Regions from separate parts of the Homo sapiens genome. Here region 2 is linked to region 1. The links are chromatin contacts, found by Hi-C or POLR2A ChIA-PET in ENCODE. All regions are on one chromosome and are shown on one strand. Each heading gives the region's core, a stretch centred on a gene start or an enhancer-like site at or near the end of the contact. The rest is flanking DNA. Distances are from core to core; before and after follow the strand shown. Region 1 holds the start of KATNA1 (katanin catalytic subunit A1). Region 2 holds the start of RAET1G (retinoic acid early transcript 1G).

The links. A loop is a pair of places that touch in the nucleus more often than their neighbours do. ChIA-PET counts read pairs that join two places held with the same protein, here RNA polymerase II (POLR2A). Pooled maps may share reads with other maps.
Region 2: a loop to region 1 is called in a map of chondrocyte, with 2.1 times the contacts of the local background. The contact joins the promoter of RAET1G here to the promoter of KATNA1 in region 1. A Hi-C loop is called at or near these places in 1 of 168 maps with a recorded cell type or tissue (chondrocyte) and 10 of 50 pooled maps. POLR2A ChIA-PET finds 5 or more read pairs at or near these places in 1 of 52 experiments (T-cell).

What each region holds. Positions count from the first base shown.
Region 1 is chr6:149,647,441-149,650,361 of GRCh38, reverse strand. It overlaps KATNA1 (katanin catalytic subunit A1), which reads left to right and starts at 1,648. Exons shown (of 11, transcript NM_007044.4): 1 at 1,648-1,893. RefSeq lists a silencer at 1,429-1,698 and an enhancer at 1,769-1,848.
Region 2 is chr6:149,921,554-149,924,488 of GRCh38, reverse strand. RAET1G (retinoic acid early transcript 1G) reads left to right here and starts at 1,368. Exons shown (of 5, transcript NM_001001788.4): 1 at 1,368-1,563. The coding sequence starts at 1,479.

The sequences.
Region 1 (2,921 bases), core at 399-2,898:
CTTTTTCTTTTTTTTTTTTTTGAGACAGAGTCTTGCTCTGTCACCCAGGCTGGAGTGCAATGGCGCGATCTTGGCTCACTGCAGCCTCTGCCTCCTGGGTTCAAGCGATTCTCGTGCCTCAGCCACCCAAGTAGCTGAGATTACAGGTGTGCGCCACCAGACCCAGCTAATATTTGTATTTTTAGTAGAGACGGGGTTTCACCATGTTGGCCAGGCTGGTCTCAAACGCCTTGACCTCAAGTGACCCACCCGTCTCGGCCTCCCAAAGTGCTGGGATTACAGGTATGAGCCACCGTGCCTGGCCTAGAATTTCTTATCAATGGAATCATACAATATGTATTAATTTTGTGGCCTTTGAGAAGTTTTTTAACTGTAAATTGGCTTTATAAATTAGCATACCTTTGAACTCACATAAAGGATGAAGGTTGAATTAGGGTAATTAATCTGTACCTCCCTGAATTGGTTTTGATTCCAAAAATATATACTAAATATAGTTTCCTGTTCCCTATTACAATAGAGTTCATATTTACTACAGTGAAACTATCATTTTCCACTCAGTTGAGACGTTACAAGACTTTAAGCCCCATGAAACATTCTATTTCGTGACCACTGTATACCCAGTGCCAACACTGTCTCACACATAGTAGTTGCTGAGTAAACATTTGTTGACTGAATGGATGTATTTCCCCTGAATTGCTTCTACATGTCTATGTTAGATGACTGGGGTGCTTTTATTTTTTTAGAGATAGGGCCTCACTTTGTCTCCCAGACTGGAGTGCAATGGCGCCATCATGGCCCACTGCAGCCTCCAACTCCTGGGCTCAAGTGATCCTCTTGTGTCAGCCTCCTGAGTAGTTGTGACTACAGGCGTGCGCCACCATGTCCAGCCAATTTTTGTACTTTTTGTAGAGACGGGGGGTCTCACTATATTGCCCAGGCTGGTCTTGAACTCCCGGCTCAAGCTATTCTCCCGCCTCAGCCTCCCAAAGTGCTGGGATTACAGGGATGAGCCACTGTGCCCAGTCGGGATGCTTTAATGTTAGAAACTTAATTACCTTGCGTTTTTAAAGGAATGTGTGAGAAGTGCCCTATTCTGCCTCAAGTGATGGCAGAGGGTGGAGATTGAGACTGGAGGAAGCCCTGTGCAGTACATATCTGTAAGTCATGAAATAGCATCATTTTCCTTGTCTGGTCATATTAAAACGGTGATTAAAAAATCAAGAAAATAAAATCCCACTAGCAGTGTGTCCGAGAATCTTTGTTTACCTCCTCCCTATTGTTATGTCATGACATGGAGCCCAGCTGGGGAATTCTGAATACTAGGTTCTAAAACAGGATTTGTCATAAACGAATTGCTTGATCCTGGACATTCACCTCTAAAATAGACACCTGACCTCGGTGTGTGTGTGAGTGTGGTGAAAATCAAGTGGGAGGGAAAGTGAGCAAGCACCTGAACAAGGTACAGAGGCGCGCGAGGTAGTACCATAATACCATCTACACCAAGGTCTATACTATCCCTGGTCTCCGCTGCGTCCGCCGGGAGGAGGCGGTGCAAGAATGCGCACGCGCGGCCCCGGGCCCGGCCACACCCTCTTCCGCCGCTCCCGCCCAGCGACCTCGCTCCCGGGGCGACGCCCCGCGTGCGCCAGAGTCGCCGAGGTCGTCCCCGGCACCGGAAGTGACCCTGGCGGGTTTGTCTTCAAATTCTCGGCGAGCAGGAGCCGCGCCGGCAGGTGGTGTTGACGATTGAACTGGGCAGTACTGGGGCCGTGAGCGGAGAGCAAAGTGGGCTGGACTGGGTCAGGCCCTCCTTCCTCGCTGCCGGGATCTCCACTCCGCCAATCCCCTGTGCCTGGCGTTGGGCGGTTTCCCGAGGAGCTTGGGCCGCCGCAGGTGAGTTTTCACTCTGGCGGTGCTCTGGGGACCCCCGATTTTCCAGGGCCGGGCTGGTGAGGGACTCGGGGGGCCCACAGCGAGAACCCGCCGCGCAACCCTCCGTGAGCCTGCCTGTGCCTGAGCTGAGGTCCTAGGTCCTTGCTGTTGTCCACGATAACTTGGCTTAGGTGACAGTCCCCCTACCTGAGGAATCCTGTCAGGCGGAGGACTTTTCGGGGGCTCCTGTCGATCCCATCTTTTGATCTGTGTCGTTAGCGAAGTCACCAGCCGAGTTTTTAGTTCTTCGATTTTTCGACTGGTTCTCTCCAGAACCCGCTCACGCCCCCCACCCCGAAACCCTCACAGGTAAAAATCCCGATGGCCATGACATTGGGAGGCAACTTCTTTTCTTAAAATTTGTTAGGTTCGAGTGATATTGTTGGGGATGTTATTTCTTATTTATTCTAGAGCCCGGCGTCCTCTGGAAGGCCTGTGGGCCTTTTGGTTTAGAGTTGGTACCTTTTAGAAAAGTTTTCCCTCGAAACAGTTGTTTCATACAAATGTGATGACAAAGTTAGAGATAAACGTAGATCCTGAAGTGCCTTACAGTGGATAATCTCAAGCTCTTATTTAATCAAAAATAGTTTCCTGTTAAAACCGCGAAGGGCCGCTTTTATATTAGTTACTAACTTCCAACAGCACAGTGATGCTCTTTTCTCTTGAAAGCACTAATTTACGTCTTCCTCTTTGAAATTAGACCTCTAGTTATTGCTGAAAACATTCCCGATGTTTTAGAATGGGTGCAGTAGATCTTTGTCACGTAATCACAATGATAATCACCTTAGTAGATGTTAAGACAGATTCTTGAAATGTTTTTACGGGCTTAAATGTCTCAGTATAAAGCCCTATTTTCTTTTCCAAAAGAGCTGGGTTTTGTTCTTTTTTTTTTTTTTTTTTTTTTTTTTGAGACGGAGTCTTGCTCTGTCGCCAGGCTGGAGTGCAGTGGCGCAATCTTGGCTCACTGCAACCTCCGCCTCCCGGGTTCA
Region 2 (2,935 bases), core at 119-2,618, 270 kb before region 1:
GGATACGCTCCATCACTGTGGATCCAGGCCTCAGGGAGCAGGAGGGTGTTCCTTCATGTGGGAAGATGAGGGACACACATGGGAGGGGGTATTTGTGCGCGGCTTGGAAGGATGGCTGGTCCTTGCCCAGGGGGAACAGGCCCAAAGCAAGCGCTGGCAGTTAGTAGCTATGGGGAGCTTTCATTTGAACCTGCTCTGCTGAGTCCCCTGGGCCATCCCCACACCTGGTGGGGCACTGTTCTAAGGGGAGCTCAGGGTCAATCTCTCTGATGTGCTTTCTAAATCAGCAAGGTGCCTCACAGGTTGTGATTTTAGAGACAAGGTTTTCAATGCTTTGCATTAAAATGCAAAGATTTTAATGAGCAGAGTCTTTTTGCCAATCCGAATTGGGCAGATCCCAGCAAGACACATATTTTTAAGATAATTTTTAAAGCTGTTTAATTTTGGTAAAAAAGTAGAACATAAAATTTACTATCTTAACCAATTGTTTAGTGTACAATATCTTCTTTGAAGCTTCTGAAGACCTGGTGCTTCTGTAATAAAATCTAGCCCCGGGCCAGGCGTGGTGGCTCACCCTTGTGATCTCAGCACTTTGAGAGGCCGTGTCGGGCCGATCACTTGAGCCCAGGAGTCCAAAGCCAGCCTGGGCAACATGGTGAAACCCCGTCCCCACTGAAATACAAAACTTAACCGGGCTTGGTGGCGCGCACCTGTGGTCCCAGCTACTTGGGAGGCTGAAGCAGGAGAATCGTTTGAATTCGCGAGGCAGAGGTTGCAGCGAACCCAGATCGCGCCGCTGCACTCCAGCCTGGGCGGCAGAGCGAGACTCTGTCACGAAGAAAAAAAAGAAAAGAAAGAAAAACCAACCAACCAAACAAACAAACCTAGCCCAGGCTATAACCACGTCCACTCGGGATTTGGGATGAGGCCGCGGGGATGGGACTGGGCTTGGATCTGCGCACAGGACGGTGGGTTGGGAGCACTCTGCAACGCAGGGAGAGGGAAGGCGGGTGTCGCAGGTACAGGCGAGGACAGGGAGACCCTGTCGCGGCTGAACACTTCTGTGCATTTTCTTCACCTTTCTGTGCATCGGTATCCACATTGGATTAATACAAAATGAAAAAATTGCGGTGATGATTACATGAGGGGGTCATGGAAAGAAGCCTTTGGCAGGACTGGTCCCGGGCAGGCAGCCAGCAAAGTCTGACTGGCTGAAGCAGGGGGAAGTGCGCGAGCGCTGCAGTAGAAAGTGGGGTAGACTTGGATGAGCAACTTGGCTGAGAGACACCTGATTGGCTAGCGGCTCAGCAAAGGGGGTGTGTTTCCTCCGAGGGGCGGGGCAGAAGGAGTGCTAGAGTTTAGGGCTTACTGGAGTTTAGGGCTGCATTCAGACGGGCTGCATTCAGACAGCCTGCGAGCCGCCAGGTGATCCACGGGCTGGGCTTCGCTTCTGCTGTCCCCTGCGATCCAACTCCCCAATGGCAGCGGCCGCCAGCCCCGCGTTCCTTCTACGCCTCCCGCTTCTGCTCCTGCTGTCCAGCTGGTGCAGGACCGGGCTGGCCGGTGAGTTCGGGGATGGAGCCTAAGCGGGGCGGAGGCCAACCGTGGGGGGCTGTGGACTGTGGGCTTCAGAGGAGGGGAGGCTTCTGGAAGGACCCGTGCGATCACCCCGGACTGCGCCCCCGCTCAGTTTCCCTCCGCGTCTCCTTCCCGCCGGGTCCGTTCCCAGAGGCTACTTATCCTCCGAGGGGAGGAGCTGGTCAGAGAGGAGGCTGGAAAGGAACCCCCGGAGAGTGGAGGGGCCAGAGGGCTGCAGAGGGCGACGTGGAGCGGGGATCCCTAGTGCAGCCCGGCAGTCCCACCCGCCCTCGGGAAGGAGAAACCAGAGCCCCCAGAATCCGAGCTGGGGTCAGGACAGGGGTGAAGTGGGGTTGCACAGGGACACAATCACAGACACTCCCACCAGCCACCAGCCTGCTCTGTTCTCACCCGCTCTCAACCACACAAACCTTCCAGCACCCCCAGGGCTGCGTGCCCTTGAATTTTTCCCTGCACTTTCCTGTAGACACTCACCTGCACCCAGCGGCTCAGCAGACACTTCCCACCCTCCCCTCACCATCCACTGCCACCACCCAGGTAACATCCTCTTACTCCCCACCTCAGCCCAGCTGGTCACCCCAGAGGTCTCCCCATCCATGAAGGGGCCCTCGCGACCTCTTACACCACGTGACACCTTCTGCCTCTTGCCTGAGGACACACCCCAGCAAACACACCCCAAGCTCCCCACAGAACCTGTGCAGGGGGGATGGGAAGCACCATTTCCTCCAGGATGACCCTGGGAACTCTGGTGAGTAGAGGCACCCACTTCTGCCCTTGGGGCCCAGACCTGCCTGTTCTTCCTACTGGGGCGCCAGCATCATAGAGAATAGTCAGTGTGTAGACAGGGGTCAGCAAACCCTTTCTAGAAAGGGAGGAAGGATGCCCTGTGATCTTTGCAGGCCTTGGGTTCTCCGTCTCAGTGTCCAGTCCTGTCCCTTTGCAGAGCAACAGCAGGCAATGGCAACCTTCAAATAGGGGGGACCAGATTTGGACCCTGTCCTAGGTTGCTGACCCTAGATGAGGGGATTACAGTGTACCAGCAAATAGTACCCCATCCCCTATGGTGTCATCTCCAAGTGGTGTCTCAGGTGTCAGTTGGAGAGTAGAAGGTGGTCCTACCTTGCCTGTGGCTTCTGGGTGGTGTGGATGTGATGGGAGTGGGGGTCCCATGGTTCAGGGTCTACTCTCCCCTCCTTTGCTGCTGAGTGGCATCTATGGTCCACGGGGGCCATCAGTGACCTTCCCTGAAACCTGAGGTGTAAGCTGAGGGTAAGGGGGTGCAGCCACGTGGTGTCCTGGGAATCGGGGCCAACTGCTTGTGCAGCTTCCCGGTTCC